Regions from separate parts of the Homo sapiens genome. Here all the other regions are linked to region 3. A link is an interaction called in ENCODE POLR2A ChIA-PET data of the cell type or tissue named here. Cell type or tissue: MCF 10A. All regions are shown on one strand. Links, peaks and the distances in the headings refer to the core of each region. The heading gives the core; the rest is flanking DNA. Region 1 overlaps LOC105370866 (a long non-coding RNA gene). Region 2 overlaps DENND4A (DENN domain containing 4A). Region 3 holds the start of RAB11A (RAB11A, member RAS oncogene family).

The links. ChIA-PET counts read pairs that join two places held together with the same protein. Peaks named below come from ENCODE experiments on the same cell type or tissue, not always from the same donor. Only the 100,000 strongest peaks of a DNase experiment are listed, where the experiment ranks them.
Region 1: POLR2A ChIA-PET joins it to region 3 with 18 read pairs; 25 of 35 experiments call an interaction of 5 or more read pairs at or near these places.
Region 2: POLR2A ChIA-PET joins it to region 3 with 10 read pairs; 24 of 35 experiments call an interaction of 5 or more read pairs at or near these places.

The regions. Positions count from the first base shown.
Region 1 is chr15:65,793,618-65,804,040 of GRCh38, reverse strand. The region is part of intron 1 of LOC105370866 (a long non-coding RNA gene); the gene reads right to left. Among named protein-coding and RNA genes, the nearest start is that of DENND4A, 6.5 kb to the right of the region's middle. In MCF 10A, for the core only: no CTCF peak of the experiment used is centred there; a DNase peak (open chromatin) is centred at 7,290.
Region 2 is chr15:65,781,988-65,792,213 of GRCh38, reverse strand. DENND4A (DENN domain containing 4A) reads left to right here. Exons shown (of 33, transcript NM_001320835.1): 1 at 1-204. Among named protein-coding and RNA genes, the nearest start is that of DENND4A, 5.2 kb to the left of the region's middle. RefSeq lists an enhancer at 1-33 and a silencer at 35-364. In MCF 10A, for the core only: no CTCF peak of the experiment used is centred there; DNase peaks (open chromatin) are centred at 333, 543 and 4,263.
Region 3 is chr15:65,866,147-65,876,393 of GRCh38, reverse strand. It overlaps RAB11A (RAB11A, member RAS oncogene family), which reads right to left and starts at 6,903. Exons shown (of 5, transcript NM_004663.5): 1 at 6,769-6,903. The coding sequence starts at 6,808. TRQ-CTG1-4 (tRNA-Gln (anticodon CTG) 1-4) reads left to right here and starts at 7,261; the gene lies at 7,261-7,332. RefSeq lists an enhancer at 7,030-7,089. In MCF 10A, for the core only: a CTCF peak has its summit at 6,850; DNase peaks (open chromatin) are centred at 5,283 and 6,913.

The DNA of each region.
Region 1 (10,423 bases), core at 2,424-10,423, 73 kb after region 3:
TAGAGACAGAGTTTTGCCATGTTGCTCAGGTTGGTCTCGAACTCCTAGGCTCAAGTGATCCACCTGCCTCAGCCTCCCAAAGTGTTGAGATTGCAGGTGTGGCTAGGCATGGTGGTTCTCAGCAACTTGGGAGGCCGAGGTGGGTGGATCGCCTGAGGTCAGGAGTTCGAGACCAGCCTGGCCAACATGGTGAAACCCCCGTCTCTACTAAAAATATAAAAGTATTAGTTGGGCATGGTGGCACGGGCCTATAATCCCAGCTACTTGGGAGGCTGAGGCAGGAGAATCACTTGAACCTGGGAGGTGGAGGTTGCAGTGAGCCGATATCGTGCCACTGCATTCTAGCCTGGACAACAAGAGGGAAACTTCATCTAAAAAAAAAAAAGATTACAGGTGTGAGCCACTGAGCCTGTAAAACAAAAAAATTATAAGTTCTCTGAGCTTCTACCCTGAATGAGCCCTGTTTTTAATAAAGATTAAGGTGGTTGGTTCCTGCAGAGACTCTACAGCTTAGGATAAAACAGGATTAAAGGCAAGTACTCATATAAATAAATGACTGTCTTTTTTATAATATGAGAAAATTATGAAGACGAATGGAATAACAACAGTTGATCATCATTTATCGAGTACCAATAAGGTATATGATCCTACACAATTCCTTTTGAGGTTTCATGGTTTGAGATGGGGTTTAGGAATAAAAATGAGAAACAAGAAATCTATCACATAAACTAATTGTCTTGGGTCAATGTTATTATTGGCTGATTGAGGAAAGGGAATATGTCTTTGGAATTTCCTTTGTAAATGCCTACTTGTGTGGATATATATAGACATGTGAATGTTTTTGATGATGATAATTAACAATCATCCTATACAAACACATAGGTTGTTATAAACTATGTACTTAAGAACTGGGACAACTGTTCACAAAATGAGTGACACGTAGTGTAATAAAAGAGCTGATTTGTCCTTCAAACAATTATAGGCTTGATTATAAAATACTCAAAAGCGGGGAATGATTAATATATAGTTGGGTTTGTTTTTGGAGTGGAAGGAAGGTAGTTAGTTAAAAAGCAAACAAACAAAAAATAGTCAGGGTTTTCTCCCCAGTATCCCTGAATCTGGACTAGGATTTGTTAATATCTTAACAATTTCTCAGTTGTGAATAAAACAAAAAACAAAGCAAAACAAAAAAATAAAACAACAACAAAAAAACAGTCCTTCCATGAGTTACCTCATGTCCAGGCCTTCTACTCAAGTCCTCATCCTATGCAAAAATTCTCTTTCCTTGATTTAGAGATGGGGTTTCACTATGTTGCTCAGGCTGGTCTCAAACTCCTGGGCTCAGGCACACCTCAGCCTCCTAAGTAGCTGTGACTACAGGAGCCTCCCACCATGCCCAGCTGGCTAAAAATAAAATTCCTTTTCCTACTCCCTCTGAAGTTATAGATTTTTGTTTGTTTGTTTTTTAATAGAGACAGGGTCCCACTCTGTCACCCAGACTGGAGTGCAGTGGTGCGATCATGGCTTTCTTCATCCTTGAACTCCTGGGCTCAAGTGATCCTCCTGCCTCAGCCTTCCCAGTAGGTAGGACTACTGGCATATACCACCATGCCCAGCTAAAGTTATATATATATATATTTTATATATATTTTTATATATTTTAAATATATAAAATATACATAATATATATTTTATATATTTTTATATATTTTATATATTTTAAATATATAAAATATATTTTATATATTTATATATTTTTATATATATAATATATTTTATATATTTATAACATAAATATATTTTATATATTTATAACATAAATATATTTTATATATTTATAACATAAATATATTTTATATATATATTATAAATATATATTATATATTTATATATTTATATATATAATATATATTATATATATTATATATTATATATTATATATTATATATAATATATTATATATATATTTATATATATATATTATATATATTATATATATATTTAATATATTATATATATTATATATATTATATATATATTTATATATATTATATATATTATATATAATATATATATATTATATATATATAATATATATATATATTTTAAAAGGACCTTACAAAAGTTTCCCAGAGGTATCTGCACAGTTTTTGAAAAAAATTAGCATTGTAACTCCCTATTTCAAAAAATTTAGGCCAAAAAGAAAAATATTGAGTGAGGTTTCTTAGGTCCCAGGTATGAAGCTTCCTAGGAATGATAGGCTAATAATCATGGTACAAAGCTTTGCATAGTCTCTTCCAAACAAAACATATATCACTAGTGTCTTTCTTGTTTCAGTCCTGGAAAATGACAAATTTTACTCGACAGCTGGTTAACATATGGAACAAAACCTTGTCTCACAGGCAGTGCACTCATTTAAGCCATACATCTTTCTCTCTTAATTCAAAGTGACAGTAGTGACAAGAGCAAAGTTTTTTGGAAGATATTTTCAGAGCCACTCTAGTTAGCAGCTTAGTTACATCCAGTCTAGATGGCATTCTTGTTTACCCATGTGAACTTCTGCTTCAGTTATTCAAATTCTTTGAATTCCTCAGTTCTGAGAACTGGGGTGGGCATTATCGATTTTTCCCAAAACTTTCATCTGTAACTATTTCCAATAGACTCTAATCCCCAAATGTGCTGGTTTCCACTTCCCTGTTGCTTTGGAAAACTCTATATAACATCAGTTAGAGTCTATTTTGCATTTGGTAGTTCCTTATAAACAGTTTCACTGTGTTCTCTAGGTATGAATATTTGTTTTACATTGATTGTTTTTAGACATAGGACTTACTAACATTCTAAAATTCTGCTTTTTCTTAAATATGTGCCTTAGTTGAAGTACTAATAAAGCTTCTATATTAGATTTTGTAGTTCATAGTAAATTTACATAGGCAATGTGTTAGACTTTGCATACGTTTTGTAGAAAAATAAAACCAAACCTAAGTAAGTAAAATAAAGGGTCAACTAAACAATCCAGCAGCAAACTCTCCTAAAGCTGCAACCACTTCTTACCCTAAATTATAGTTTCACTACTGGCCATACTTTCATTCTGCTTACTTTTTTTAGTTTCTTCCTTAGATCTATTCCTTACGTATATTTACAGATTGCAACACTAACCTCTACTGACTTTCTCCTTCTAATGCAACTTGGCCAGTTTCACTGAACTCTTTTTTTCTTTCTTTCTTTTTTTCTTTTCCGTTTTTTAGATGGAGTCTTACTCTGTCGCCCAGGCTGGAGTGCAGTGGCACGATCTTGGCTCACTGCAACCTCCGCTTCCCAGGTTCAAGCGATTCTCCTGCCTCAGCCTCCTGAGTAGCTGGGATTATAGGGGCACACCACCACGCCGGCTAATTTTTGTATTTTTAGTAGGCACAAGGTTTCACCATGTTGGCCAGGATGGTCTTGATCTCCTGACCTCATGATCCACGCGCCTTGGCCTCCCACAGTGTTGGGATTACAGATGTGAGCCACCGCACCCAGCTGGATGGGGTAATATATTAACAGTAAAGAATCTGAATGAAGCCCATCCTTAGGTGAAAGTTTACAAATATTCCTAATGTTGTAGTATACCAAGACTTACTTCTTGCTAGCTATCAACCACCAAAAAACATGCATTTCCCTAATAATTAGGTAATGTTCAATATTCAGTCGTGCAAAATAGAAATCTAGTCTTACAAAATAAATAGTCTTGTAATCTTTCCTGACAACTAGCAGAGTGCATTGTATATAACAGTACAAAGATTGAGGGAATGAATTCTATGCCTAGGCACATGGCATTTAAGATTTTACTTTTTAAAAATCCACAAGGCAGTGTGGTTTGGTAGAAGCCTATTGGCCCAGGGATTGTAAGGCGTCTAGCCATGTGATTTGGGAAAACTCATTACGCCTTTCTGAGCTTTAGTTTCTTCATCTCCAAAATAGGATTTTCCTATGTATCCAGTGTATTTCATGGGGAGTTTGGAATGCTGAATTCCAAGAACCGATTGATATTTATGTAAAAGACAAACTAAAAAACTAGGAATCTAGGAATCTGGATTCTAGTCCTAGCTCTTCTCATGCTTTTGGGTGTACTGTATATGACTTTGGACAAGCCGCAGAGGGAAATGGTCACTTTTTGAAAATGAAATGTTCACTAGATGATCTCTGAGATTCATTCCTGCTAAAAATAATCCTATGTTCTGGATCAGAGAAACATGAAATCAATTTATGAGTGTCATTCTCATGAAGACATTATGATGTAGGTCAGATGATAAACTGTAAATCCATTTTTTAAAAATTGCCTGCCTCACATTAACTTTTTTATAGCCCAATCCATTTAGCCCTACCCTTGTCCAATTGTCCTACATGTTACCTAAACTCTAACCTTGAGATCTTCCTTTGCAACTGATGACCATTTTTATTACCCTTAGTATTTCAACTCCTGGCCCTACCCTTGCAGCAAACAGGGCCTTACTTTATGTGATCATCAGAATTTGAAATGGAAGAATATGTTTCTTGTCTCTTTTCATAATGCCACTAATTCCCCATTCCCTTTTAGCATACAGCTAGTTAAAAATGAATTGTATTATTAGGGAGACTGAGGCAGGAGGATCACTTGAGCCCAGGAGTTTGAGACCAGCCTGTGCAACATAGTGAGACCTTGTCTCAAAACCAACAAATAAAAACCAAAAAAAAAAAAAAAACCCAAAAAACAAAAAAAATGAGCTGTATAATTATATCCTCTCTTTAGCCTGACATCAAGGGTTCTGTGGATCTCTTTTCTTCAACTGTACCATCCATTACCTTCCAGAGAGAACTGCACAGGTAGGGAGCAGTTTGCACCCCCTGATTGTGCCATCTTCAAAAGCCTTTCTTTCGGCCAGGTGTGGTGGCTCACAACTGTAATCCTAGCACTTTGGGAGACCGAGGTGAGTGAATCATCTAAGGTCAGGAGTTTGAGGCCAGCCTGACCAGCATGGTGAAACCTCGTCTCCACTAAAAATACAAAAATTAGCTGGGCGTGGTGGCGCATGCCTGTAATCCCAGCTACTTGGGAGGCTGAGGCAAGAGAATCGTTTGAACCCCAGAGGCAGATGTTGCAGTGAGCCAAGATCGTGCCATTGCACTCCAGCTGGGGCAACAATAGCAAAATGCCATCTCAACAAAGTAAAAAAATTTTAAAGAAAATAAAATAAAAGCCTTTCTTCCATTTCAGATCTAATATAGTCAAGTAAAAGCCTCATCTCAATTCGACTTCCTTCTGTTTCTCTTTTAGCATAATTTTAAACTATGTAAGTTATTATGACATAAATCTAATACATCAATGTTTATTAAAATTAAATCTGCCGTTAAGATAATTACAACCAGATATGAATACTTGCAGGGTTATGAATGGGAAATGTAGAGGAAGGCTTTCCATTTCTAGGAGATAATAAAGTGATGCTGACACTAGAGAGCCCAAAATAGCTTTGGGGGATTATTTAATTAACAAGGTAACCACCTTACAAGAGGCTTTAGAAATCTTTTTTGTTTTAAATTTAAATGTTTATTATTAAAAGTCTATTGTTCTCCAAATCTTGAATAAGCTAATAGTTAAGAGTTTCTCCCTTCTGGACTAACTTTGCCCTTGATTTGGCGCACCTGATATAACTAACTGATCAATTTCTTTGTCTGCAGGCACATACGTAGGAAAGAACAAGATGCTTTTAGGGGCGGCAGCAGCTTAAATGCTTTCTCTCAATTAAGAGCCTTGTGTTGACAGTCTGAAAGTGTTCCAAATGAGAGACTATCTCCACCACACTAGAGAGGGGTAGGGGAGAGAGAAGCATAGGCCCTAGTCCCCTGCTCTTCTTAGGTAACATCAGGACTGGACATTGATGAACTTTCCACCAGGAATAGAAAGGAGAGGAGGAAGCTAGGAATCTCCAGTGATGTCTGGAACAACTGATCATGTTTCCTTAGAAAAATCAGCCTGCCAACACAGGGATGGATGAAGAAGGAAAGAGAAGAGATAGAAAATCCAGCTGGGCGTGGTGGCTCACGCCTGTAATCCCAGCACTTTGGGAGGCCGAGGCTGGTGGATCACTTGAGGTCAGGAGTTTGAGATGAGCTCGTTGCCTGGCCAACATGGTGAAGTCCCCTCTCTACTAAAAATGCAAAAATTAGCTGAGCATGGTGGCATGCACCTGTAATCCCAGTTACTCAGGAGGTGTAATCCCAGTTACCTGGGAGGTGGAGGTTGCAGTGAGCCAAGACTGCGCCACTGCACTCCAGCCTGGGCAACAGAAAGAGACTCTATCTCAAAAAAAAAAGAGAGAGAGAGAGATAGGAAATCCAATTAGATGACTACTGCAAAATTTCAGGCTAAAAAACAAACCAAAAGGTGTGGGTTTGAACTAGGTCAGTGGGAATGGGGATGAAGTGAGGGAGGATACTACTGATGTTAAGGAGATGACAACAATTCTTTTTCAAGATTAATTAGGTGTCAATGAATGAGGGAAAAAGAGGAGTTGATGACTCAGGTTTTGACTTTTTTTTTTTTTTTTTTTTTTTTTTTTTTGAGATGGAGTCTGTCTCCCAGGCTGGAGTGCAGTGGCATGATCTTGGCTCACTGTAACCTCCGCCACCTGGGTTCTAGTGATTCTCCTGACTCAGCCTCCAGAGTAGCTGGGACTACAGGTGCATGCCCAGCTAATTTTTGTATTTTCGGTAGAGACAGGGTTTCACCATGTTGGACAGGCTGGTCTCGAACTCCTAAAAAAAAAAAAATTCAGTCTCCACAGGCGGCTTTAGCTTTTAGGTGCATGGTGAGTTCAACTATAAATTATTCAGGAAATGAGAAATTATAGGAGTAACAGGTTTGGGGTAAAGATAATGACTTCACCTTTAAATGCTGAATTTCAGGTATACTTGGGACTGAGCTATCTGGAGGCAGTTGAATACACAATCCTGAAGTGCAGGAGAGAGGTATGGACTAAAGACGTGTGTGTCTCCTATTCTGAGTGATTATATAGACAGAAAAGAGGAGGGCTTTTTTTAAATTTTTTTTTTAGTTTATTCTCAATTGCAGGTGTTTCCCCTTGCTGGCAGAGTTCCTTTAAGTCTTGACAATAAAAAGGGCATTCTTGTTGTCCACCCTTGTAGGATGCATGTCTGGGCCAATCAATAAAAAGAAAAGACTTGTGGTGTCTGATTTGTTCTGCTTCAGGTTTCCCAAATAGCCTAGCTATAACAACAGTGCTGAGTTCATGAGAAAAGCTGACTCATATTTCCTGCAAGTCAGCACAGATATCCATCCTTCCAAAGAATTTGAACCTCTGGCCACTCCCAAAGACAATCAAAGTATTGCAACAATTTATGAGCATCTCTTTCTTTTGTTAGCTCTATTATAAAGATGCAAAGTAAAAACAAACAAACAAACACACCTTTCCTTCCTTGTACCACCCTCAGCCCCGTTCCCCAAACAACGATGTCCTTATCCTTCAGAGAAAGTCCAGTTTCTCTCAGGGTTGGTCCAAATGCCATCTATTTTGTCTATTTTGTCACCTTCAATTCTCACAATGAGAATTAATCACTCCACTCGCTTGGGCTCCCATAGCAACGAGTTTATCCATCTAGCATAGAATTTGTCATAGTTTGACTTTTACTAAAGTTATATGCCTAGGAAATACTTTTTGCCTCTAATGTGTGCTTATCTGTCATTGCTTTCCTTCTGTGCCTAGTGCAGTGTTTTGTATACAAATGTTTTCTGAAGTGAATTTGTTAAAAGTTATGAAAATATTGTCTACCACTTCAAGAAAGTCAGAGGAGTATACTTCGTGGTCAATGACAGTTAAAATACATATTTTTAAAACAACTCCCCTGCAGATAATTTAAGAAGTAAAAATTCAACTTATAAGGAATTGCTGAAAGAGGTAAAATTGTTAATTTGAGGAAAATGTTGAGAAGTGATCATTTTCAGAAATTTGAAAAAGTGCTGAGTCAAAGATATGACTCCTCAGATGGCTACCAAAACGGCAGAGACAGCAATGGCTCAGACTGCTACAGCTCTCCTGTCCTTGGCCACTCTTCTCAAGCACCAGGTTTAGAATTTATATTTCTTTTTTTTTTTTTTTTTGAGATAGGATCTTGCTCTGTCACCCAGGCCAGAATACTGGGGTGGGATCTTAGCTCATCGCAGCTTTGAACTCCTGGGTTCAAGCAGTCTTCCCAACTCAGCCTCCCAAGTAGCTGGGACTACAGGCATGTGCCACCATGTCTGTTTTTTGTTTGTTTGTTTTTGTTTTTTTTTTGTAGAGATGAGGTCTTGATATGTTGCCCAGGCTGGTTTCAAACTCCTGGGCTCAAGTGATTCTCCCACCTCGGCATCTCAAAGTGCTGGTATTGCAGGCATGAGCCACCATGCCCAGCCAGAATTTCAGAATTTGTCACTTCTAACATGACTTTTCTTACTATTATTCTTGAAAATTGTTCAGATAATTTCTTTTTTCTTTTTTTTTTTTTTTGCAACCTCTGCCTCCTGGGCTCAAGTGATCCTCCCACCTCAGCCTCCCAAGTAGCTGGGACTACAGGCATGCATGCACCACCATCATGGGCTAATTTTTGTATTTTGGTAGAGATGGGGTTTTGCTATGTTGCCCAGGCTGGCAGATAATTTCTTTCAAAAATAATTTCATCAGGTTTGTGTTTTTAAGAAACAAATGGATAATTTGACCACATTGCTAATAAATTTTAGTTTTTGGATTAAATACATTGGAATGTCACTCAAACACTGTTTCACAGTGAATACAATTTGTCAATATGGATTCTGCTTTGTGACACATCTAAATAGTTTCTAATAGGCCATAGATCCCTGGTAGTTTTTCTCACCCATAAGGAAGCCCTGTAGCATAGCTATCAAGGACTGCTTTATGGGCCGGGTGTGGTGGCTCATGGCTGTAACCCCAACACTTTGAGAGACTGAGGAGAGCGGATCACCTGAGGTCAGGAGTTCGAGACCAGCCTGGCCAACATGGTGAAACCCCCATCTCTGCTAAAAATACAAAAATTAGCCAGGCGTAGTGGAGGGCGCCTATAATCCCAGCTACCCGGGAAGCAGGAGAATCGCTTGAACCCAGAAGGTAGAGGTTGCAGTGCGCCAAGATCACGCCACTGCACTCCAGCCTGGGCGACAGAGCAAGACTCTGTCTTAAAAAAAAAGGATTGCTCTCTAGAGGCTCCAGGTTTTCATTTAAAGATGTGAGAAACTTCTGGTATAGCAATTAAGGTGCATAGATTCAACAGGTGGAGAGGATTAGGCTGTACAACAGCTTGCGCTTCCATTGCTTTAAATGGTTATTGGTTTCATAGTTTTCCTTCATGCATCATTCAAATCACAGCATTTTAAAATAACTTCTAAGAAATAGCCGGATACAGTTCAACATATAAAATATGACAATTTCAGAAATGGCATGGGGCCAAAATTTATTATCCAAAAAATTCTATTTGGCTCATGTCTACATTGTTAGAATCCCTTGCCCAAATCACATCTAGGGTTTAGGTTTAACTGTGACTATAGTCACATATGCCTGGAGTGTTGAGAGGACTCCTGATATGACTGTTAAGGGGGGCTCTGAGGTACGATACTTCCTGGGTACACAGTCAAATGCTGCGTATTGGTTTTCTACTGTTTATCAATATTGTTCTTTAAGAAGCTATTTTCTCTGATTAAAAAAACCTTCACGCCTTTTAAACTTTTGAAAGGTTTTAGAATCTCATTGTGTATGCTACATGCAACTATATAACATTTTAATTGGTACTCTGTAGATGAAAATATTTGTGTGTATATATATATATATATGCACATATACATGTATAACCAACTAAAAGAGTGCTTTTGCTGCTAGTGGAATATTTTGATATGCCAAGCTACTCCTTAAAGAGGAATTGACCTGATACGTCTAGCAACACTTAAAACTAATGAAAGGCTAAATCTGTGTCCAATGGGTAAAGAATTGGGAGGGTTCCCAACTGGACTTTAAAAAAAGCTTTTTAAGGTAGGGCACAATGGCTCATGCCTGTAAACCCAGCACTATGGGAGGCTGAGGTGGGTGGATCACTTGACCCCAGGAATTCAAGACCGGCCTTAGGCAACATAGTGAGACATAGTCTCTACAAAAAACAGAAAAATTTGCTGGGTGTGGTGGTGGGCACCTGCAGTCCCAGCTACTCCAGAGGCTGAGGTGGGAGGATCAATTGAGCCTGGGAGGGAGGCTGTAGTAAGCCGTGATCAGGCCACTGCACTCCAGCCTGGGCAACATAGCAAGACTCTGTGTCAAAAACAAGTCTTTTTTTACAGCTTTAACTGACATACAGAGGACTACATATATTTAAAGTATGCAACTCGATTGTTTTGTTTTGTTTTAAA
Region 2 (10,226 bases), core at 1-8,000, 82 kb after region 3:
GAGGGGGAGTCCCGTCTGACTGAGACGGCAGGCCTGGGCGGGCGGGCGGGGGTGCCGCGAAGGGCGGAGCGCCGGGCTGGGGATGAGCTAAGCGGGCTCAGAGCGCCGCGGCATTCAGCCCCTCGTGTTCCGCTACCGCGCGTGCGGGATTCCGGCGCCGCTCTCCGAGCTCGATCCGCTGCTCGCACGGGAGCCAGCTGGGTGGTGAGTGCGGGGGCGGCGACCCGGGCAGCGGTGGCAGGTGGAGCTGTCACGGCCCGGAGAGGTGACAGCCGGGGGCGCGGGAGCGGGGCGGGTGGGTTCGGGGAGGAGGCACGGATGGCCGAGATCTCCGCCCGAGAGCTCCTGAGATCCGGGAGGTGCTCCGCGGCTCGGTCCGCCCCGGGATGGCGCGGCGGTGCTGAGAGTAGCACCCGCGCCTCTGCGTCGGACGCGTGGGGGGCTCCTGTGTTTTCATTCCAGATTTTCTATTCCAGGCTGGCCTGGGGCTGTTGTTATTTGGGAGTGGGGGCGGGGAGGGGGAGGTCCTGGATCTGGGATTTTGACAAGCCCGTTACGTAAGTCGGAGGTGGCTTCCCGGAATCCCACCTGCTCGGTATCTGAGACAGGCGGCGGGGGGAGCCCGGGGTGCCTGCAGGCCCACTTTTCCTCCCAGGGTCTGTTCAGCCTTCCCCGGCCCGCGGGCACGGGTTCTGCGTGAGCGCGGCCAGCGTCCAAGTTGACCAGTTTTTTTTCTAGTCTTTTTGGGGGGGTGTGTGGTGGGGGAAGGGAACTGTTCCTGGTTACCACCATTCCCTTTGAAGTTTATTGTTTTCTGGAGGTGGGGGGCAGGAAAAACAGTAAAAAGCTTGTGACCTAAAATTGGGTCGCAGCGACAGCTTTTCATTATCGTGCTTTTAAATGACAGATGTGCTGGAAGATTGTTGTTGTTGTTCCAATGTGCTTTTAATTCAAACGTATGGTTACGCCTAGAACCGTAGAGAGAGGTTTTTGTCTTATAGGACAGTTATTTCTTGTTTGCAACAGCAGGACAGGCATCAGTCAACAGGCATGTATTTATTTGAGGAGAAAACGCGTGTCAGCCAGCTAGAGACCCGTGAGGGCAGAAATTGTATTACTCTGTGAATATGTTATTCTTTAAAATGTATTATACGTTAATGAAAAGAATAGCCCGAATGTAAAAGAAGTCTTAGAAGATTACAAGCTGTTATTTGGTGTGTATATAGTCTCCTTCTATTTTCTGTTTACCCTAGTATACCTCTTCTCTCCTTGGGGGAGGAGGTGGAGACACCTGTAAACAGCGTAGCCCCGGTTACGCTAATCTATTGTAGTACATTTGGGATTATTTTAAGAAGTATTCTGGGGGACCTAAGATTGGGTAATAAGTAAGGACTCTTGAGCAAGTTATTCAGTTTATGTTGATAGCGGTTCTGGGATTCGACTTCTGAAAACTTAAGTATACAAAATTTCTGAGCTGTTTGAACCCTGTTTGAACTTAAAATAAAATATTATATTTGGCTTCTTTTTTGGAAACTGTTTTGGGCAGAATTAAACATTTTCGGCAATTTTTACTTTATTTTCACGATTTCCCTTTGAACCACAGCTCTCAGTAGGAGTCCAGAACAGCATATGTTATCATCATCATTATATATAATATGTTACATAATTTTCTTTTTCTGAATGATTAAACATAGACCTACTTCACTGTGGAGTTTAATTTTTGTTTTATATTATTTTTTAAGCCCCTTCCATTCTGGGATCACTGTGGAATTTTATAACAGTGTACTTGCTGAGAAAGTTAATTGATCTTGATACCAGTCGCAAATTGGGAATAAATGTAGATAACTTTTGGTCCAAGTTTTAAACTTATATACACAAATTTACATTTTTGAAAATTGGTGAAGCAATATGAATTTTTTGTCTGTGCAAGAGAGCCAGGAAGTTGATGCTGATTTGTTCTGAACTTTTCCACATGAATTACCACTGGTTTAAAGAGTTATTGATTCTCAAGTTCCTGGAACTGTTGTCCTATTTCTGGTAACTTGAATAGTATTTAGTATAATTGGGAGGCTAGAAGAAGAGACTACATGACATTTATTAATTCATTAAAAAAATTATGGCAGAATTGTAAAATAAAATTAGCTGGGATTAATAGAATTGTAAAATAAAAGTAGCTGGGACTACAGGCGTGCACCACCGTGCTTGGCTAATTTTTGTATTTTTTGAGACGGGGTTTCGCCATGTTGCCCAGACTGGTTTTGAACTCGTGAGCCCAAGCAATCTGCCCGCCTTGGCCTCCCAAAGTGCTGAGATTACAGGCGTGAGCTACCGCACCCGGCCAGTTATTACTCTTATAACTGCTATTATAAAACTTGGTTTTCCACTGAGTGATATTAGTTACATTATATTTTGTTGTTTGCAGAATTTTTCAAAGCATTCTATGTCCTACAAAAACCTAGTTAAAGCACTGATGCAGATAGAGTTGTTTGGTATATAATAAACCTTGTGCTATTCCTACTTAAATTGATGGTGCGTTGTTCTAGGTGGAAAACAAAAGTTGCTCTAGCAGGAAAATTGACTTGTTATTCTTGCCTTCTCTGATGTCAGAGACTTATCTTTGTGGGATTTTTCCTTTTTCCTACCACAGGTAGAAGAAGAGTGACTGAGAATAGCTGATACATTTTTCTTCCTTTTTTTTTTTTTTAATCTAATACCCTATATTGATTGTTTATTCAGTAGAATTTGTGGGAGGATGCTGGGCGTGGAGGGAGTCAAGCACACCACACTTTATTATTGTATATCATAGTTATCACTTTGAATTCTACAAGACCAATGTAGAAATGTACTTTTAAGAAGTGATTAGGCCCTATGAGGTGGCTCACGCCTGTTATTACAGCCCTTTGGGAGGCCAAGGCAGGAGGATCCCGTGAGCCCAGGAGTTTGAGACTGCAGTGAGTTATGATTGTGCCACTGCACTCCAACCTGGGCAACAGAGTAAGACCCTGTCTCAAAAAACAAAAGTTTTTTTTAAAACTTAGCATTTTATAAGAGTGGAACAATTTTAATAGTCAAATGCATTATAGTATGGGAATGGTGAAATTAATGATAATCTATATGGTGGATACAACTTCTAAAAATCATTTTAAAAATGTACTGACATAAGTATAATATAATATTAAGAGAAAAATTAGAATATAAAGAAACATATACATGTAAATGGCAAAAAGATTTGCAGGAGACATATAAAATAGTAAGAGATGTTATCCCTGGGTGATCGGATTATGGGTAATTTTTATTTTAGTTTTTGTGCTTTTCTCTATTCTGAATAATTATTACTTTTTTTTTTTTTTTTTTTTTTTAAGACAAGTCCTGGCTCTGTCACCCAGGCTGGGGTGCAGTGGCGTGATCTTAGCTCACTGCAACCTCCACCTCCTGGGCTCAAGCCATCCTCCCACCTTGGCCTCTTAAGTAGCTGGGACTACAGGTGTGCACCACTGTGCTTGGCTAATGTTTGTATTTTTTTAGATGGGGTTTTGCCATGTTGCCCAGCCTGGTCTTGAACTCGTGAGCCCAAGTAGTCTGCCCGCGTTGGCCTCCCAAAGTGCTGTGATTACTGCACCTGGCCGGTTATTACTCTTATAATTACAAAGAAGACATTGAAATATTTTCAAGGGTCATAGGAGAAAATACTGAAAATCCCAAATAACTATTGCTACAGTAGGAAAACTATCTTAAGATTCATTGTTAGCAAAACTAACCCAAAATATCATGCTTATTTGCATTACACAATAATAGACACAGCTTGTAATTTAGATGAAGGTGTTCTCTTAACCAGCGCTGGCCAGGCGCAGTGGCTCACGCCTGTAATCCCAGCACTTTGGGAGGCCGAGGTGGGCGGATCGCAAGGTCAGGAGATCGAGACCATCCTGGCTAACACGGTGAAACCCTGTCTCTACTAAAATACAAAAAATTAGCCGGGCGTGGTGGCAGGCGCCTGTAGTCCCAGCTACTCGGGAGGCTGAGGCAGGAGAATGGCGTGAACCTGGGAGGCGGAGCTTGCAGTGAGCAGAGATAGCGCCACTGCACCCCAGCCTGGGTGGCAGAACGAGACTCTGTCTCAAAAAAAAAAAAATAAATAAATAAATAACCAGCACTAACCTTGTAATAGTTTTACATATGTGGATTTTTGTGTCATTAAACATTGCTTCTCTCCAAGCTTTTTCTTTCCTCCACCAAAGCTGTTCTGTGTTGACAGTGCCACGTATTGATGGATTCCTCTGCTTAGTCATTTCCCCATTACTTCATCAGTCAGTAGGCAATGGTCTTTGATTATGAGATGCCAGATAATTTGCTAGTTACTGAGATTACAAAGGTAAATAAATGAATAGTGATTTCTGCCCTCAGACCCTGGGTCACAATGCTTTTTTTGCTTTCTGGACCATCAGTACATATTGTGTACTCTGCTTTTCCTGTTTCTCTGCCAGTAGCCTGGCACCTTAGGCAGTATCTTTTTCCTGGTGCTCATATCCTTTTGTAACTTTCTTCATGGGAAGGTATGCTGTGAGTTCTAGACAAAAAATTTACAAATAAATTTTTGAAACATTACTTGATTGTAGGTTCGGGAATGCTATATTTAGAAGGGCTGGGTATATATTCATCTATGGCCGTTATTATTTTTAAAATGTGTGACACTTTCTTAGTTCCTACTTTGTGCTTCCTTCTGTTAAAAATCACAAGTAGAAAGCAAGAGAGAGAAGAGACAAAAAAGAAAGAGGTAGAAAGATATCAAGGGAATTTTCCTGCTAGTGTTATACTTTATTTTCACTGAGAATAGTGAGTCATTAAAATGTATAGTAAGAGAGATACTGTTTCTGATATACTTTGTTAAAACCTGTCTCTCTTGATCTGTGTAAAAATGTGTTTTCCATATGTATGTTAAAGTGTATATACATACATAAGTTCACACAGTTTAGCTGTTTTTGTTTTCAAATGAAAGCTGAAATATGAAGATCAGAACTTTATTAAATTTCTTAATTTTATTGTAATATTGTTTTGTAGATGAGAGATTTTTATTTTTGAAAAGTTTTAAAAATAAATAGCAAAAATGTATACACCCACATACCCACATATAAAATGTTAACATATTTCATTTTTGCTTCAGATATATATTTAATTTAAAATAACTATTTATATCATAGTTATCACATTGAATTCTAAAAGAGCAATGTAGAACTTTATACTTTTCTTGAATATTACAGATCATGTTAAAGTCCCTTTTGTTCTCCCCAGTTTTATCCTCCTCACCTTCATCTCCCCTCCCAGAGGAAATTGTTGTAATGAATTTGATTTGTATCCTTCTAGTTTATCTTTTAATAAACTATATATATGAGCAATGACATGGCATTGCTTTGGGTGCTTTTGTAGAACATGCACATTGTAGTACATTTCAAATCATACTCCCTTGGTGTGAATCTTGACTCTGCTACTTAATTTTGTGACCTTAGGTAAGTTATTTAATTCTTTACATGCCTCAGTGTCCTCATCTATCACATAGGGATGATAGAGGTGTCCACTTCATAGAATTGTTGTAAAAATTAAATGAGCTTATTTATTTGTTTTACTTATTTTTATTAATTTTTTTTTCTTTTTAGAGACTGGGTTTCATCATGTTGCCTAGGCTGGTCTCAAACACCTGGGCTCAAGCAATCCTACCGCCTTGGCCTCCCAAAGTGCTGGGATTATAGGCATGAGCAACTGTGCCTGGCCTAAATGAGCTAATTTATATAAGGTGGTAAAAACTGAGCCTGGCACTAGAAAAAAAACAAAACATGTATGTTCTAGTAAGTTTAAGCAGCTGTTAATATGATTGTGTCATGGTATAATGGATTTTAAAGCTTGCTTTTTTCATTTTATTTTTTTCTGCCCTCAATCCTTGTTGATACTGTAGGTGTAGTTCATTTATTTACACAGCTGTATAGTGTTCCAGTGAATGAATATATACAATTTATCATTTCTTCTATTGATGAGCATTTAAATTGTTTTCATTTTTTATCTATTATAAACATTGCCTCATGAATATTCTTGTAGCTCCTGAAGCAACATGCCATAGTTTCTCCAGGTCATATACCTGACTGTCAAATTGCTGGGTCCTAGGATATAAATATTTTTCCCTTTATAAGATATTTATAGGATATTGCAAACAATTTCTGTTTTTTCATATCCTTGCCAGCAGTTAGGGTTATCAAATTCTTTGATTTCTTACTGATTTGTAAGTTTTTTTGTTTGTTTTTAGGTATTTTCAGGATAGTTACAAATGTTAGGAAAACTTATTTTTATTTGGCTTTTGAAGTTTCCAGATTTCTTGAACAGTGACCAATATGGACCCAAGTTACTGTAATTTTGTCCTATAGTATATATTGTTGATAGTGAGCTTTCCAATGTACTTTCTCCAAGTATGTTTAGTTATGCTCCTTTTCTGAGACCATGAGGAAGTGTTTCAGTGTTTCAGAATTCAATGTGATAACTATTATATACGTAGTTATTTTTTATTAAATATATATCTGAAGCAAAAATGAAAAATGTTAATGCTTTATATATGAGTATGTGAGTGTATACTACATTTTTCGGTAATTTTATTTTTAAAACTTTTCAAAAATAAAAATGTCTCGTACAAAACAATATAACAACAAAAAGAATTTAATAATTTTTTTTTTTTTTTTTTTTAGAGACAGGATGTTGCTCTGTCACCCAGGTTGGAGCGCGGTGATGTGATCATGGCTCACTGCAACCTCAACCCCTTGGGCTCAAATGATCCTCCTACCACAGCCTCCCGAGTAGCTGGTACTACAGGCACATGTCACCATTCCTGGCTAATTTTTTTTTTTTTTTCTTGTAGAGACTAGGTTTTGCCATGTTGCCCAGGCTGGTCTCAAACTATGTGCCTGCCTTGGCCCCCCAAAGTGCTGGAATTATAATCGTGAGCCACCATGCCCAGCCTTTATAAATTTCTGATCTTTGTATTTCGGCTTTCATTTAGAAACAAAAAAAATATTTACCACTACAAAAGCCATGTGGATTTTTTTTTTTTTGAGACAGAGTCTCGTTCTGTCACCCAGGCTGGAGTGCAGTGGTGGCTCACTGCAACCTCCGCCTCCCAGGTTCAAGCAATTCCCAAGTAGCTGGGACTACAGGCATACACCACCATGCCTTGCTAATTTTTGTATTTTTTGTTAGAGGTGGGGTTTCACCATCTTGGTCAGGCTGGTCTTAAACTCCTGACCTAAAGTGATCTGCCCGCCTCAGGCTCCCAAAGTGCTGGGATTACAGGCATGAGACACCATTGCCCGGCCCAGGTGGAATTTTTATTAATATAATTAGTACCACAGTTTTGCTTTAGTCCCAAATTTGAGTGGCCTCCTCCTGCTTGGAGGAGGGCTTTCTGCTCCTGTAGTTCTTACCAATTAAGGAATCAAAATGTGCACATAAAAAAATGACTTATAGGCACTTACACATACAGTATTATAAATGGTTCATCAATGTTGAGATTATTTTGCACAATACTACCTGTATTTCTGTTTTTGTCCAACCCACTATACATGCCTTAAAGGACTAAAATCAGATTGGTTAAGGCAACAACTTCCCCATATTTTTATTTAATTTGAATAAATGTTTTCTTATAAAATATGTTTAGATTTACAGAAAAGTTACAGGGAGTTAAGGTATACCTTGCACCCAGTTTCCCCTATTTTTTTTTTTTTGTAAGAAATGGGGGTCTCGTCATGTTGCCAGTGTCTGACATTTCAATGTTAAATTTGTCACCGTTAAGGAACCAATGTTGGTACATTACTACTAACTAAAATTCATTTATTTGGATTTTGTTAGTTTTTACCTAAGGTTCTTTTTTGGTTCCAGGATCCTATCCAGAATACGACAATACATTTAGTTGACATCTTCCCTTAGCCTATCTGGGCTGTGATGGCATTTCAGACTTTCCTTGTTTTTGATGACTTTGATGGTTTTGAGGAGTATTGGTCAGGGATTTTGTAGAATGTCCCTCAGTTTGGGTTTGTCTGATGTTTTCTTCATGGTTAGACTGGGATTATGGGTTTGGGGGAGGAGAGTCACAGAGATAAAGTGCCGCTCTCATTGCATCATATCAAGGGGAAATACTATCAGTACGGCTTATCACTGATATTGTTAACCTCGGTCACCAGGCTGAGCTAGTGTTTGCCAGGTTTCTTTACTGTATTGTTTTCCCGTACTCGTCTTTTTGGAAACAAGTCATTAATTGTAGACCACACTCAGTAGGTCTGTTTTCTTAAAGGGGAGCTGTCTATAAAATTATTTGGAATTCTTCTGCTATGGATAGTCTTTTTTTCTTCTCCGTTTATATATTTATTCAATCATTTATTTATATATGTATGGACTCATAGATGGTTATTTTATACTTGGGGTCATAATCCTATACTACTTTATTTATTTTGTTGCTCAAATTTTTCTACCAACAGGACATACTCCATTGTTTTGTTTTTTGAGTACTTCCTTACTTTCTGGCACTAGAAGAAGTTCCAGACTCATCTTGTATATTTCCTGCCCCAGCCCTAGAATCAGCCATTTTTCCAAGGATCCCTGGTTCTATTTTTTGGTGAATCATGTTAGAAACCAAGATCTGGTTACTCAGTGTGCTCATTGCTGTTGGAATATCATGACTTCTAGGCCTTTTCAGTGTATAGACCTGGAAAATATATGTATGTATACACATATATAACTATTATCTGTATCTATATTGAGGTAAACATGAGTTCATACTGATGACTTTGACTATCAGTACTATATAGTTCATTCTGGCTTTACTCTGCTATCTATTACCTCCCTCTCCAAAAGTGAGAAATCTGGCTCACGCCATCTGACATCTATTAACTTATTTGTTCAGTCCCATCGTCCATGTACAGCACTTTTAGAATTGTTAACCTGTATCTCCATGAGAAATGCCTTTACCAAAAAAGAACAGTGCTTATATACAGTTCTTTTTGTTGTTAGAGTTTCCAGTTTCAAGTTTCCCAAAGTTACTTAAATCAAACCTTTTCCCCTGACATCTGTATTTTAATTTTATTTTTAATAAATTGATCTAAATTACATGGTAATTATATATAAAGCTTATAAAAAATTTCCCTTGCCCAACTAAAGATCTTTAGCTTTAGATGTGTTTTTTTTTCCTCCTGACTTTTGTGACCAAAAAAAAAAAAAAGATCCCTTCCATCAGTAGTATTTCCTGAGGTTTAGTCAGAATAGCACTGCTTCATTTGGTTGTTAGTTGACATCTTTACATTTGGACTAAGAATTATTATTGCTTCAGATATTTTTAGTGGTACATATTGATAAATGCTCTTTGATAGAGCATTAAGATTACTGCAACTAAACAAATATGTAATAATATTTGAAAGCTTAAAATGTACCTGTATTCTTGTGGTAACTTTGTATGTTTTAGCTAATTTAACTCCCCCAAGAAGTCTATGAGGTAAATAATTATTTTGCCCATTTATTTTTATTTTATTTTTTTGTTTTCAGGGTATGTGTATGTGTGTATGTGTGTGTGTTATTTTGCCCATTTTAAAGTTGAAGAAGTTAAGACACAGAGATGTTAAACAACTTGTCCGAGGTCACATTGCTAGTAAATGACAAAGCTGCAGTTTGCAACCAGTCTGATTGTGGAGCCTGCACTCTTAATCACTTTGGCATATTATCTTTAAATAAATAAGAAAAGTTCGAAGAGTAGTAAGGGTAATGAAGGAAGTAAAACAGGGTGATCTGAGAGAATGAACGAAAGAGGGTCCTTAGAGTACTTCTTGGGGAAGCCGTCTCTTGGGAGATTGACGCTGGACAAGCAAGAAGGAGCCAGAAATGTGAAGAGCTGAGTGAGGAAAGAGGAATATCAAGTGCAAAGCCTTGCAATGCAAAGGGTCCTGGGATGTTTGAGAGCAGAAAGGCACCTGATGTGGCTAGGTGTAGTGAACAAGGGTGAAAACAGTCTATGAGGGCCTGTAACACTTACTATATGTGAGGTCCCGTGTAGTACATTGTTTAGTATTCACAGTCACCTACTATCTCAGTTTTGCAGATGAGAAAATAGAGTTGTCTGTATCAATGACAAGGGCCCTTGTGGGGCCCTAAAATCCTTTTTCTCTTATTTACTCTTTATCCCACTGTAGTTTAATTTCTACTTTTTC
Region 3 (10,247 bases), core at 2,248-10,247:
ACCCGGGAAGCAGAGGTTGCAGTGGGCCGAGATTGTGTCACTGCACTCCAGCCTGGGCGACACACTGAGACTCTGTCTTAAAAAAATAAATAAAATAAAATACAACAAAGCAAGGAGGGCATATACTTTCACTTATGACTCCATGATTTTTTTGAAAATAGGTCTTGATTAGATGAATTTGCTTCCTGTGATTTCTATAGGCAGCAGTTTATTTACTAACTAGATACATGGAGATTCTTTTTCACTCAAAGTGGTATTACGCTTAAGAATTTCAAAAACAATGGAGAAACAGGCAGTTAAGTTGTTTTAAAACATTTTCTATCTGAATTTAAAGTTCAAAATGAGTTCACACGTTTATAGAATCTGAGCTAGATATTTTTTCCTTTGTAAAAATTGGTATCAGCATTTCAGGAAACATTACATTCGTTCCTACTTTTGACTACTAAGACTTCTTCTTATCTAAACTAGCTAATTGATTTAGACATCAGGACTAGAAAATCAAACATACAAAAATAAGGCCAAGGAGTAAGACCATTCCTTACTAAAGAGACTGGGATGGTGGTACGAGTGGAAAGAATGGTAAAAACTGAGAGCTCACTGCATTCTGGTCAGAGGGCAAAGAGAGTCCATTATACATTCCCTCCTTGCCACAGGAGTGGATATAAGCTAGCCTCTGGACAGTCTTGGACAGAGTACATTATCAAATGCATATCTTTCTGGCTTTCTCAGTCAGCTGATTCAGCAAGAAATCATTCAGGAGGCAGTGAATCCAATGCAGCACAAAGAATGGTTATTTCTAACTAGAGAGTCAACTAGAGGGTGTCAAAGATGCTGTGGCAAACACATACATGCTTTTATTTGATATCAGAAGAAAATGTCAAAGTTATTAAAGTGATGTACAAAAGCAATGCACTTTCAATTTTATAGGATGGTTAGTTGATATACTAGTTTCCAAGGTCCACCATTCTGGATATGAAGTCAAATCTCAGTTTCAGTTAATAGTCTATTATTAATAGGATACATTCACTGTTGCCTCTTAGTACAAAAGGCTGGATGTTTGCTAAGGAAATGGCCTTTGAATCACTTATACAAAAAAAAAAATTTAAATACAAAAAAATACACAAAAAATACATGAATAAATACAAACAAAAAAATTAGACAGGCACGGTGGTGCATGCCTGTAGTCCCAACTACTCAGGAGGCTGAGGTGGGCAAATGGCTTGAGCCTGGGAGGCAGAGGTTGTGGTGAGCCTGGACTGTGCACCACTGTACTCTAGCCGGGGGAGTAGAGCCAGAACTTGTCTCAAAAAAAAAACTTCCAGCACTTTCTTTCTTTCTTTCTTTTTTTGAGACAGGGTCTCACTGTCGCCCAGGCTGGAGTGCCACGGCACAAGCAGAGCCCACTGCAGCCTAGACCTCCCAGGCTCAGAGGATCCTCCCACCTCAGCCTCCCTAGTAGCTGGAACTACAGGCACATGCCAACACGCTCAGCTAATTTTTTGTATTTTCTGTAGAGATGGGGTTTTGCCATGTTGCCCAGGCTGGGTCTCAAACTCCAGGGCTCAAAAGATCCACTCGCTTTGGCCTCCCAAAGTACTGGGATTACAGGTATGAGCCACCATGCCCGGCCAACTCCAGCACTTTCAAGTTTTGGTTTCCTCCCTTTTGACCTCCACTTTTAACTAATGATTATGTTCATTATCTCACCAATCTCAACTCCTTATACCATCATAAAGATAGCAAGGGAACTTTTCTCTTAATGTAACCAATTAATGTTAACACTACAAAAAAAAAGCACTCTAATCTGAAAATAACTCAAAATTCATGAATGTTTTAAAAAGTTATCTCAACTAGGCCGGGCGTGGTGGCTCACACCTGTAATCCCAGCACTTTGGAAGGCCAAGGAGGGTGGATCACCTGAGGTCGGGAGTTTGAGACCAGCCTGACCAACATGGAGAAACCTCATCTCTACTAAAAACACAAAATTAGCCAGGTGTGGTGGCGCATGCCCGTAGTCCCAGCTACTCAGGAGGCCGAAGCAGGAGAATTGCTTGAAGCGGGAGGCGGAGGTTGCAGTAAGCTGAAATCGCAGTAAGCTGAAATCGCGCCATTGCACTCCAGCCTGGGCAACAAGAGTGAAACTCCATCTCAAAAAAAAAAAAAAAAGTTATCAACTAGACATCTGCTGTATTTGAGTATCATCGCAAATACCTAATACTGAATATCAAGCTGCTAAATGCATAAAAGCAGAATATACATATTAATTATCCATTGAAAATTTCTGCCTCTTCAACCACATTTAGTTTTATACTTTCTCTTGCAAACTAATTTACTGGACTAAAATATAATTCATCAAAGACAGTACCTCAACCCTAAAAGTTACCACGTGAGAGAATAACTGGTAATTTTCATTCTAGTTTTCATAAATTTGGAGACATTTCTATTCTTTCAACTATATTCATAGTCCAACCTCCTCAAAAGTTTTTAATATACAATGCGTTCAAGGCAGGACACAGTGGCTCATGCCTGTAATCTCAGCACTCTGAGAGGCCAAGGTGGGAGGATCCCTTGAGCCCAGGAGTTTGAGACCAGCCTGGGCAACGTAGGGAGACCCTATCTCTACAAAAAAGAAAATTTTATTTCTGTAAGTGGGATAGTCTTAAAAAAAAAAAAATAGCCAGGCATGGTGGAGCACATTTGTAGTTGCAGCTACTTGGGAGGCTGAGGCAGGAGGATTTCTTGAGCACAGGAATTTGAGGCTGCAGTGGGCTATGACTGTGCCATGGCACTCCAGACTGGGCAACAGAGGGAGACCCTGCCTCAAAAAATATATATATATAGATATAGATATAGATATAATGCATACAATAAGGCTCAAGTCTAGACAAGTTTTTCCAGATTCAGCAGAATCTGAGTTGCTCAACCAAAACTTGTGAAAGAAAAACTACTACCAAGATGCAAGACAGCAAAGTTCCTATGATAATTTCTACTGACAATCAGCTGATGGTTAATTACTACTGACCTCCAATGTGATTGAAAAGAAAATGTCTTAAGCAATAGACTATGTATCCAGATATTTTCAGAAAATCTAACTGTGGATTGGTGTCTACCACACAATATTTGTAAACAGAAATCATGATTGATGCTTACTTATGTCCCACAGGGCCTTAACCACATTGTTCGTAAATACTTAAGGAATTAAAGTTTTAAAAATAAAAAGTCAACTTTAAATAAAATAAAACTAATTCCCTCCCACCAAAAGTCTCACTATTGGGCTTAAATAAAGGTTACTGTTCAAGAACAAACACATAATTTAGAATAATTGTCCTGCTCGCCCCACATTACATTCCTATTTAGACCACTCCATCCCCTATTAATCAAAATATCCCTTTATTTTGAACTGGTTAGTTACAAACTAACTCCAATTCCCTCAACTATTGCATTTGCTAGGTAAACCTTCTAAGTAGAAACAGCTGCAGTCCATCTCAGTGAATAAATCTCTGTACAATAAAGCCATTTTGAAATAAAATCATTCTTGCTTCACTTTAAAGTAGGATACTTGTATAAATAAGAAATTGGCTAAATAATCAGCATTGAAGTTAAAAAAGAAAAAGAAAAAGTGACTCATATCCTGTAAGAGCTTTAAAAAAGTAGAAATCTGGCCAGGCACGGTGGCTCACACCAGTAATCCCAGCACTTTGGGAGGCCCAGGCGGGCGGATCACCTGAGGTCAGGAGTTCGAGACCAGCCTGACCAACATGGAGAAACCCCGTCTCTACTAGAAATACAAAATTAGCCGGGTGTGGTGGTCCATGCCTGTAATCCCAGCTACTCGGGAGACTGAGGCAGGAAAATCGCTTGAACCCAGGAAGCAGAGGTTGCAATGAGCCGAGATCGCGTCATTGCACTCCAACCTGGGAAACAAGAGCGAAATACCATCTCAAAAAAAAAAAAAAAAAGTAGAAATCCTCCTTAGCAGAATTTTTAACACCCTATCTTAAACAGCAAAATGCACAACAAAATGAAACCATAACCCATGGAAACATAAAATGCATTCGAAGTTCCTAGTTTTATTTTCTTTAATAATATTTAAATGCTCTTGTAGTTGAACCTACATTTAAGGTTCAAAAAACTGACAAAGGCCAGGCACAGTGGCTCACGCCTATAATCCCAGCACTTGGGGAGGCTGAGGAAGGTGGATTGCTTAAGTCCAGGAGTGCGAGACCAGCCTGGGCAACATGGCAAAACCCTGTCTTTACAAAAAAACAAAAAACTAGCCGGGCGTGGTGGCGCGCTCCTGTAGTCTCAGCTACTCCTAGGAGCTAGAGAGTAGCTAGGGAGGCTGAGGTCGGGGGGTCACCTGAGCCTGAGGAGGCCGAGACTGCAGTGAGCCTTGATTGTGCCACTGCACTCCAGCCTGGGGGACAGAGCGAGACCCTGTCTCCAAAAAAAAAAAAAAAAAAAAAAAAAAAAACTGACAAAACCACAGTAACTTCTTTCACATTATTACCATTTATTGAGTCCTCATGGTTAAAATTTTACGAACAGTCTCATTATTTAATTCTCACAATCTTAAGAGGCAGGTATTTTCCTTTTTATAAAGTAGAGAACTGAGACTCAGAAAAGTTAACTTTTCCAAGGTCATAAAGTAAATATAAGACCTGAGTCAGGATCTAAACCGAGGTCTACGTGATTCCAAAGCTCAGTGCTCTCAATTGTTGCTAGAAGGATGGTCTAATCAAAAAGTTAAAATACTTTAGGCCAATTCAGAATATTTAATATTCTTTGTTAAAAAATAAAAGGACCTTGTATAACCAACATTCAAGTTCAAACCAAACAGGAGAAATACCCTGACGGTCTATCTTGTTCTGAATTAATTACTTCAAAGACAACCTTTATAAAAGCACACTACCATTATACCATATTTCAAAACACAAACCTAACCTTTAACCCCAAAGTCTCAAGAGATTCAAATAGTTTCACATCATCTCAGATACCTTCGGCAAAAGGTATGCTGTCATATACTTTTTGTAATCCAGGCCTCAGTTTTGTATTTGTAAAATGAACTAAGTACCCTGAAAGTACTTTCCAGTATGGAGGGGGAGGGTGGATACCAAAAGTATTCACCCTATACAGTAGAATATTCTGAGTCAGAGGAGTAAGAGATGATAAGAGTATAACAGCAGACTAGTTAGTATAACAAGATTTGCAAAGTATTGGGAAAGCAAAGAAATCTTTCCTGCTTGGTTTAGTCAATCATTCTTAGCACCCAATGGCAAAGACAGAAACAGTCACCATGCTTAACACTCTTGAAACTCCACCCTCCACAGTAAAGCTTTAATAGCAATGGCTTCTTCCTCAGTGGTAATGATCTTTGTTCGGCACACTACTGATGGCTACCTTCCCAATTCAGGAGCAGAGAAAGAGCATCAGAGTGAGAGTGCATTCACTGAACAAAAAAAGCATCTACTGTACTCTCTTCTCATTGAAAAATGTACCCTTTATCTTCGTTGATTAAAAAAAAAAACCGGATTCCTTCCGGACTCAACCAATAAGCAATTCTTTCTAACCAACCCTGACCCTCCAATATGTTCTGTCCAAGGGCACTACATGTTTCCGTATCTTATAATAAATATTTAATGTAACCAAAAGAGCACACAACTTCCTCCCACCCCCAACCTTTTGGGAAAGGTATGTGGCTAACTAGGGCTCTTCCCTTCCTGTTGGATCCTCCCAGCGTTGCAGCAGGAAGCAACCAGTTCATAGAGATAAAGCAAGCTAGTATTTGTGCAGCGCACAACCTTTCCTGCTCAGGAACCAGGCCTTCAGGTCTGGCAAGGATAACAGCCACCACCCATCCGCAACCTCATCTCGCGAACCGAGTAAAGAGTTATCCCGGGTTGGGTGCCACTGAGTAGGGAGGGCAAGAAAAGAAAAGGCTAGGTGGGAAGTAATGTCAGCCTGCCGGGTCACTGCGACAAGTGCGCGAGTGGGTGATGGGCGATCCCTCTTACCCTCCCTCCCACCACCCAGGTCGCAACGGAGACAAGGGAGCTCTAAACACGATTTGGGGAGGGAAGGTAGAGAGAGTTGCCAAATGGGGAGTGGGAGAGGGAGCGGTCAGAGAAGGTTAAGGACCGCGAGAACCGCGGGGCGGAGGGTGGGGGCGGAGGCCCTTGGCCCGCTCAGATTTTACGGGGTCCTGGACCCGGGATGGGAGAAGCTTAGAGGGGCGGCCGTCCAAGTGGAGGGGAGATACAGAAGAGACGCTCGCTCGAGGGGGGAAAGAGGGCAGATAAGAAAAAGACCTGTAATGGGAGTCTGCACCGAAGGCAAGGCCAAGAGGGAAGCGAAGAACCCGTCAGAGGGGCTTCGGGAGAGGACGCGAGCTGGGAAGGGTGTACGCCGAGGGGGAGGGGGCGCTACACCCGAAAAGAGAGATGGTGGGAGGAGCGGCGGGGCCGTAGAACCCGGGGAAAGGAATTCGACGATGTGGGAGAAGGCAGTCCGCCAGGGGAAGGACACGCAGGGAGGGGCTCTGAGGCCAGCGAAGGCCTATGGAGAGGTCGCTCAGAGAGCGGCATGTGATGGGGACCCCTGTCTGAGCGGGGGAGAAGAGGCTGAGCTGGGTAGGAGACGGAACCGCACAAAAAGGAAGGGCTGAGGGAGGCCTATATCAGTGCAGGGGTGGCCGGCACGAGGGTCCACCGGGAGTGGCCCGGGTCCCCGAACGAGGACTGTGTAGAGTGCGAGAGCCCATGGCCTCACCTTTAAAGAGGTAGTCGTACTCGTCGTCGCGGGTGCCCATTGCGCGGCCGAGGAGCGAAAGGGCGGGAGCAGCAGTGGTATCTGTGGGACCAGGGGGCGTCGCTGCAGGGGTAACCCGAGCGCCGAGCTTCAACTGCCGGACTGGGTGAAGAGCCCCTCCCTGCCGCTGCGCCATTTCCGGCAGGCCCCAGCCTTTAAGGGGAAGTACTTCCGGGGGCGGCGCCCCGCCCCTGAGCCCAACAAGGGCGGTGTGCGCGAGAGTCGAGATGCGTGGGGCTTCAAGCTTTAGTCGCTAAAGGAGGCTCAAAGGGGAAACTGAGTCCTGGAACTCCTAGCTACCATAGTCTTAGTGGCCGCTTGCTCATTTCTCGAGCTACCGTGCCGGAAGCGGCTCGCTGGAACCAGGCGGGACCGCCTGTGAGTGGTGGGTTTGTGGATGGGGGCGGGGTTCTCTGAGGATTAGACAGCCGAAGGCAGCTACACATGCGTGGCGGTTCCATGGTGTAATGGTTAGCACTCTGGACTCTGAATCCAGCGATCCGAGTTCAAATCTCGGTGGAACCTGCATTGGTTTTTGTTTTTTTAATCTTGACAACATCTTTAATTCACTTTTTTGGTCACTAAGTAATTGAACAACTATGACACATCTTAAGATGGAGATGTAAAATTTAATCCTTGCCTATGAAGACCTCACAAATTTCCCACTGCATTTCAGGTGCTATCTGCTACCTGGCGGGGGGTTGTCTTAATGAGCTTCTTCACTGCCTTTTTTTTAACCCTGGGCTTTCAAGCCTTGATTCAAAAGCTTCAGTGAAACTTGAAAATTCCTTTTGCTGGAATTTTCTACCTCCAGCTTCATGCACGGGTAGGCGCTTGTCACTCACTCCTCTCCGGAAATCTCGCAATCTATCTCATTTTCATTTAGAGTACTTCGCCCACCCTCCTCATCAAGATTCATCAAGAACTTGAGTCCTATTTGTAGGCCTCTAATCTAAGTCCGTTTACATAAGTATTTCATTTAACATGCCAAGCAAAGGATGGTAATTTCCATTTTAGCGGAAGTTTGGATACTAAGACTCAAGTGATTTGCCAGATATCATGTCGCAGGGCCTCCCTGTATTTGAAGAGAATTTTGTCATTCCAGAAAAGCCTTTATCCAATTATTGTCACACCTCCTACCTCCTATATGCAAACTCTCGATTTAGACTTGTGGGCAAGTATGCCTATAACAAGCAGAATAATGCCCCCTGCCAATGATGTCCACTTCCCAATTCCTGGAGACTGAATAGGTTAGGTTACATGGCAAAGGGGAATTGAGGTTACAGATGAAATTAAGGTTGCTTATCAGCTGACATTAAATTAGGGATATTATCCTGGATTAGTTGGGTGGGCCCAGTGTTGTCATAAGGTCCTTAAAAGTAGAAAATGGGCTGGGCACGGTGGCTCAGGCCTTAATTCCAGCACTTTGGGAGGCCAAGGTGGGTGGATCACCTGAGGTCAAGAGTTCAAGACCAGCCTGGCCAACAAGGTGAAACCCTGTCGCTACTAAAATACAAAAAATTAGTCTGGCGTGGTGGTGGGTGCCTGTAGTCCCAGCTACTCTGGAGGCTTAGGCATGAGAATTGCTGGAACCCGGGAAGCGGAGGTTGCAGTGAGCTGATACCACGCCACTGCACTCCAGCCTGGGCAACAGAGAGAGACTCGTTCTCAAAAAAAAAAAAAAAAAAGTGGAAAATGGAGGCAGAAGAGGTCAGAGTGATGTGACTTGAAAAGACCTCAATCTGCCCTTGCTGGCTTTGAAGATGGAGGAAAGGGCCCAGGAGCCTAGGAATCTGGAGGCTTCTAGAAGCTGGGAAAGGCATGGAAACAGATTCTTCCATAAGGCCCCCAGAAGGAACACAGCCCTGCTGACAACTTGATTTTAGCCCAATGAGACACTTGTCAGACCTGTGACCTACAGAACTTTAAGCAATAAATTTGTGTTGTTTTATGTCACCAAGTTTGTGGTAATTTGTTATAGAAGCAATAGAAAACAAATACAGTGCCAATTTCCGTGCTTTCTCTACTGCTATAAAGTGATAGTAAGTTTATCTAAGGTCCTGTAATCCCAGCTACTCAGGAGGCTGAGGCAGGAGAATTGCTTGAACCAAGGAGATGGAGGTTGCAGAGAGCCGAGATTGCGCCACTGCACTCCAGCCTGGTGACAGAGTAAGACTCCTCAAAAAAAAAAAAAAGAACACTAATGTTTAATTTAGTCTCAAGCATGACTAATAAAAATGGTGTGTTGGTTAATACTGAGTGTCAGCTTGATTGAATTGAAGGATCCAAAGTATTGATCCTGGTTGTGTCTGTGAGGGTGTTCCCAAAGCAGAAACAGTTGAGTCAATGGGCTGGGAAAGGCAGACCCACCCTTAATCCGGGTGGGCACCATCTAATCAGCTGCCAGCGAATATAAAGCAGGCAGAAAAATATGAAAAGGCTAAACTGGCTTAGCCTCCCAGCCTACATCTTTCTCCCGTGCTGGATGTTTCCTGCCCTCGAACATTGGACTGCAAGTTCTTCAGCTTTGAGACTCGCACTGGCTTCCTTGCCTCTCAGCTTGCAGAAGGCCTATTGTAGGACCTTGTGATCATGTGACTTAATACTACTTAATAAATTGCCCTTTATATATGTGTCTATCCTATTAGTTCTGTTCCTCTAGAGAACCCTGACTAGTACAGTTGGTAAGAAAATCAAAAGGAACTCTCTAGTAAAAAGCCTGGAATTATAAATTTAGAAATGCCTAGCCTTAGACTATGGGGGAGAAGCAAGACCTGAAATATATCTCACCCTCCACATCTGGGGAGGTAACTTTACATGTTTGTTAAAAACAAAGTGAGGACTGATAAGTCTGTGTTTATACTTCAGCTCAGCCATTCACTAAAGCTGTGTCAATTTCAATAATTTAATCCTGCTGAATCCCAGTTTCTTACCTGCAAAATGGGGACAAACAGGAAGAAGGAATTAAGTAACAATGTATAGCTGTTAATATCATGCATGGCATATAATAAATATTTATGAATGCATTGATTTTCTTTTCTCTTTTTTTTTGAGTCAGGGTCTTGCTGCGTCACCCAGGCTGGAGTGCAGTAGTGCGATGTCAGCTCACGGCAACCTCCATATGCTGGGCTCAAGCAATTCTCCCACCTCCACCTCCACCTCCCAAGCAGCTGGGACTACAGGTGTGCGCCATCGCACCTGGCTAATTTTTGTATTATTTGTAGAGATGGGGTTTTGCCATCTTTGCCCAGGCTGTTCTTGAACTCCTGAGCTCAAGCGATCCTCCCACCTCAGCCTCCAAAAGTGCTGAGATTACAGGAATAAGCCACTGCACCTGGCCAAATGCAATGATTTTCAACGGGTCAATTTGGTCCCCAGAGACATTTGATAATATCTGGAGACATTTTTAGTGTCACTACTTGGGAGTGCTACTGGTATCT